Linked DNA regions of Homo sapiens: region 2 is linked to region 1. Evidence: read pairs that join two places in POLR2A ChIA-PET (ENCODE). Cell type or tissue: GM12878. All regions are shown on one strand. Links, peaks and the distances in the headings refer to the core of each region. The heading gives the core; the rest is flanking DNA. Region 1 has its middle 58 kb from the start of IL20RA. Region 2 has its middle 15 kb from the start of IFNGR1.

Region 1 (2,821 bases), core at 285-2,784:
TAGTCCAAAACCCTGGAAGCCATGGCCGTGTGTCTACTGTCAGGGTTTGCCACCAACTTCCTGCTTGGTCTCCTCTCTAGTGTTACCTCTTCCATCTAACTTTCATATTACAGCCAGAGTGATGTTTCTAAAACTGAAATCTGGCCCTGGCTAAAATCTGATCATTAATTTGTACATCTTTAATAAGCATCAATTATGTGCCTGTTCTAGGTCTCGAGAATTCAGCAGGGACAAAGTAGAGGGCCCTTGTTTTATCCTTTGAATCTGTAAAAGAAGCTAACCTCATAATGTGACATGAGGGGCACTAGCCCTGCAATGGCGGCAAAATTTCACCATTAGACTTTCATTCTTTGAACAAAGCTGTTTATCTTATTCTAAAATGCAAATGTGCTTGAGCACAGTAAAGCTTTGTCATTCATGGTCATAAACAATTTTGGGTAAATTTATTTATATGATGAGTTCCAATATGACAACCCAAGCTTATCTAGATGAGTTTTGTGGCATCCTTGATAGGGGCTTTTATAGACAGGAAAAATTACTAAGGGGATACTGTGATTTTCTTAAATTAATACTTTATTTATTAAAATTACAAATTTAAATTCCTCATTATTCCTTGAATTTTTAAGTCCAACTCATAAACCTTATTACTTTGTTTATGAATCTGGCAACTTTTAACCATCACTTTTAAGTGGCCTTTTATACTTTAATTGAATTAGTTTAAATATTTAAAAACTTGATTTTTTTTACCCTTTTTGAATACTTCAATTGTGCAACAAAAAAGTTCAAGAACTGTAAGATATCTAAGCCTTTACCCTACCTGGAAACTAACTAATTGACTTGTCAGTGTTTCTTAGATGCTGGCAGAAGACATGAGACTCTTGGATCAGAGACAAAGGGCTTTAATACTCACAGCAATAGCTTTAACCAGAGTGTCATTCTTTTGCATCAGTCCACTTTTTGTTAGGTCTGGAATAGGACCCAAATACAATGTGATGAATAAATTTAATGTGGTACCCTAAATGGGATCCAGGTACAGAAAAGAAAAAAAAGGACATTAAGTAAAAACTAAATAAAGCATGGACTTTAGTTAACAATAATGTATCAATTAATTTAGTTCATTATTTATGACAAATGTACTATACTAATATAAGATTTTAACAATAGGGGAAACCAGGCGTGGGGTATATATATGAGAACTCTCTGTACTATCTTCATAATTATTTTGAAAATTTGAAAATATTCTTAGTTTTTTTAAGTTGAGCAAGTGAAAAATATTAGATAAAACGACAATACATATTGTACTTGAATTTAGAAACATTGTGAAAATTATAGCCAAATGACTGAAGTTTGGGAACACTGGTTTTGAGAATAACAGGGATGGCTGAACTATGCTGAACCCTTGATCCTTCCCACCAGTGTGACAGGAAGATGTGTGATTACACCACAGTACTATCTACCCACAGCTTACAATTTCAGATGGTTATTCCACAGCACTAAGTAGAAGACTCTTTCATGAACCATCCTGAGAATGGGCAGGCACTAACCACCAAAAGCAGAGCTGAAACTTCTCTGAGAGTGAGACATGTCTTTCTTTAGAGGAACTGGGGCTTCTTGGTGGCTGGGTTCTCAGGGGATTTCTTAGTGGAGAGTTACTATAAACATCTAAGCTCTGGTTTACCACAAAGGTTTGGCCCTTCAGACACCTGGTGTCTTTTAGCAGCACCCTCAGCAAACATGAGTCCTTGTCTACAGATAAGACCTCAGGCTCAGAGAATAGGGATTGGAAGCTGAGGATCACACCACTGATGGCCCATTCTCAGGAGCCCTCTACCATCTCTCTTCTCACCCTGTTCACAATCACCTAGGGATTGTAGCACTTGTCCCCCTCCCCAACTTCAACACCCAAGGTCCCAAAGTGATAGACAGAGTGCCAACATTCCTTATCTGTAAAATAGAGGATAACAGGAGAGAGATGGTCTACATCAGCAAGTCTGGAGTTTTAGCCTATGCAATAATTGTCTGGAAGGCTTGTGAAAACACAGGGAACTGGGCCCCACCTCCAGAGTTCCTTTTTCATAGAGTCAGTAATTTGCATTTCTAACAAATCCCAGGTGACACTGATGCTCTGGTTGGGAGCTGCACTTTGAGAACCACTGGTTTAAATGATCTCAGGGGCATCTTTCAACTTTCATAGTCATTAAATCCATGTGTCTCAGACTCATGTGATCATGAGACTCACCCAGAGTCTTGGTTAAATGCACAGATCAGCAGGCCCCACCCCAAACTTTCTGACTCAGAATTACAAGATGAGCAGCCCAGGTGATTCTTATGATCAGAGGAATTTGGGAATCTTTATAATACCAAAAGCCAGCGCACCATCAGTGAATACGGTCTTTGAGCAGGACATGGTGAGAAATTGAGGGCATTCAAACATGGCACACAGGCCCAGGAGAAATGAGTAAAGCTGAAGGAGGGGGTGAGAAGGGATCAACAGGGTCAAAGTTTTGCCCTGACCCTTGCCCATGGCACGCATAGCACTGCAAAAATCATCTCAACCACTGGACATGAGCCTTTGCTACTCCACTGTCCATTAGATGGGGAGGGAAGGAGGCTCAAGGGGATACAAATGGCCAAGGTGATGCTGGGTCAAAGGGCAACTTCAGAAGGTCATAAATGTAACATTCATTGAGTGTTTTGGCCTTAAATTCATTTATATGATGAGTTCTAATATGACAGCAGCCTAAGCTTGTCTATGAGTTTTATGGCATCCTTGACAGTCGCATTTGTACACAAACAGGTCAACCCACGAGCATGGTGTACT
Region 2 (2,821 bases), core at 44-2,543, 130 kb before region 1:
TTTAAAATTCAACTGGGCATGGGGGTACATGTCTGTAGTCCCAGGTACTTGGGAGGCTGAGGCAGAGGATTGGTTGAGCACAGGAGTTCGAGGCTGCAGTGAGCTATGATTGCACCACCGCACTCCAGTCTGGGTGACAGAGGCAGATCCGTCACTAAAAATAGTAACAGTAATAATAATTTTTTTAAAAATAGATGCTAAAATATAATATTAAGCCAAAATAAGACAGAATTCAAAGTTAAATACACAGCATACTTAGCTATGTAAAATTTTTAAACATTTCATATAAAAAGTATTCCAAAAAAATAGCCAAAAATTATAATAGTAGGTCTCTATAGGTGATGAGATTATGCTTACTGGTTTTCAGGTTTTTTCTCACACTTCCCTGTACGTCCAAGGCTTTGCACATGAGAATAAATTGAAAACAGTATTAAAACGTACTTTAAAAAAATTGATGTTCAGCAAAAGAATCTAGACACCAGACTACCTAAAGTAAGATTCCACTTATATAAGGTACAAAACAGGAAAAACCAAGCTCTGCTATTAGAAGTGAGGACAAGGGTTCCCTGTAGGCTAAAGAGAAAAGAATAGCAGGGAGTATAAAGAGGACTGGGAGCTGCTGGTTACTTAGATATTCTCAGTTTTTGAAAATGAATAATTATATTCACGTATGTGCACTTTTCTGTATGTATATTATAATTTGCTCAAAGTGATTTTAAGAAAAAGTATTATAGTTCTCATCCCAGAAAGAGGCAGAAGTGGATATTTTAAAGATCCTAGAAGTCTTCCTAAAACTATGCCCACAACTAACATTGCCCAATTAATTAATCTATTTTCTTGGTTGAGAACTTAATTCATACCAACAGAACAAGCAACCAAGTTTCTTTTAAAAAGTTCAGGACTTAATATACTAACCAGTCCTCCAGATTCTCACAGATCATACTAAATACCCATAAGAGCATTGAAAGGTTGGCAATGAAATGCCTACTAAACAGGTGTATGCATTAAAGAATTAGGCTACAGAGAGTGCGCCACTGCACTCCAGCGTGGGTGACAAAAAAAAAAAAGGCTATAAATATGACTCATCTACATGTTTCTACTGGTGAAAAAACTCACTGCCATTTCCTTCCTCTTAAGGAAGTAAGGACGCCTTTTATAGCCCTTTCTCGCAGGTGGATGGATGGCTGGAGGAGAAAGAGGACAGTCAAGCAGAAAAGGAAAAGAAAAGTGATGAACCTCAGTGGGGTTTGTCCAATTAAGCCACATCTGAATATAAGTAAGAAAGGATTCCTGAAAAAAAATACATGTGTACCAGCTACTTATACAGAGGTAGTCAATTAAGGACATAGTATAGAAAGCAAACTGCAATGTTAAGAAATAAAAAATAATTTTTAACCAATAGGTATTCTTAACAAAAAGTTGTTAAAATGAGTAAGAGATGTGGCAAATAGAAAATATAATAGGAAGAATGTGCATTCAAAGACAGAAGGGAAAATAAATACTTGGGTGTGCTTTCTTCCCTTCCTCCACTTCCTTGTTTTCACCATCAAGAAACACTGATCCTCCTCCTGAAAAGTCCCCGAGATATAAAACCTTGCTTCCTCAATCTTGAAGCAATGACTCATCTTTTTAGCACAGCTCTCCCCTTTCCTCTTCCCACGATTCAAAGTCCCTTCAATTGAAGGCAGACCAGATTATTTGGCAACTTTAGAAGACAAGCTTTCTTTTCAGGAGTCAGAGCCAAAGGGATTTCCCTGAGGAAAATACTAACAGGAAATGTGCACCAGTAGAAGGAGACTCAGAGACCTGGCCGAATCCTGCCTGCAGGACAGGCCAACTGAGTCACCTGGCTTGGGACTTTGGGAAGATCAGTTAGTTGGTCTGCCTCTCTGTGACCACATCTACAAAATGATAATAAATAACATTGGTGTGCTGCCTACTGCTTACACTTGTGGGAATCCAATAATACAATGGTTGTTTAAAAGTACTCCCTACATTGTACAGCACACAGTGATGAGTTCCTGTTACTATTATTACATCAGGAGTCAGTACTGATAGGTAGTCCACAGGCTCAGATCAGCTGCAGTGTGAAAGATGAACAGAAAAATTAGATACAGTTCCTAGACCAGGGCTCCCAAGCTGAATGCCTTTGATTTAAAATCAGGCTGTCTCCAAACCTTTTGCCCAGCACGGTGGCTCACGCCTGTAATCCCAGCACTTTGGGAGGGCAAGGCAGGCGGATGGCTTGATCTCAGGGTTTGAGACCAGCCCAGGCAATATGATGAAACCCCAGTTCTACAAAAAATAGAAAAATTAGCTGGGTGTGGTGGCGCATGCCTGTAGTTCCAGCTACTAGGGAAGCAGTGGTGGAGGATCGCTTGAAGCCAGGAGGTGGAGGTTGAAGTGAGCCAAGATTGCACCACTGCACGCCAGCCTGGGCAACAGAGTGAGATCACAAAATAAATAAAATAAAATAAAATAAAATCAGGCTGTGACAACTGTCACTCTCTACATGTAGCAGAAACTGATTCATGGGTAAAAATCAGAAGCTGTACAGTGGCTTCTTTAATCATGGACATGGCAACAGAAAAACAATAAAACAATTGCTCCGTAGCCCATGGTGCTCTAGTTCCTGCTTCCTTTCCCAAGGCCCAACCTTTGGAGTCCCTGATATAAATTGAAATGCAAATGAATTAAAAACAACATCAAAAATACTTTTAAAAAGCATGGCTGTTTAGCAAAAGAATCTAGACACAAAAAAGTGCATACGGTAAGATTCCACTTATCTCTGCCCCCACCTCCTTCCAACAAATTTCAATTT

What was found. Peaks named below come from ENCODE experiments on the same cell type or tissue, not always from the same donor. Only the 100,000 strongest peaks of a DNase experiment are listed, where the experiment ranks them.
Region 2: POLR2A ChIA-PET joins it to region 1 with 10 read pairs; 4 of 35 experiments call an interaction of 5 or more read pairs at or near these places.

Annotation. Positions count from the first base shown.
Region 1 is chr6:137,102,000-137,104,820 of GRCh38, reverse strand. No RefSeq gene overlaps it. Among named protein-coding and RNA genes, the nearest start is that of IL20RA, 58 kb to the right of the region's middle. In GM12878, for the core only: no CTCF peak of the experiment used is centred there; DNase peaks (open chromatin) are centred at 1,560 and 2,150; H3K27ac peaks cover 2,365 bases.
Region 2 is chr6:137,232,948-137,235,768 of GRCh38, reverse strand. No RefSeq gene overlaps it. Among named protein-coding and RNA genes, the nearest start is that of IFNGR1, 15 kb to the right of the region's middle. In GM12878, for the core only: no CTCF peak of the experiment used is centred there; a DNase peak (open chromatin) is centred at 1,091; H3K4me3 peaks cover 869 bases; H3K27ac peaks cover 1,261 bases.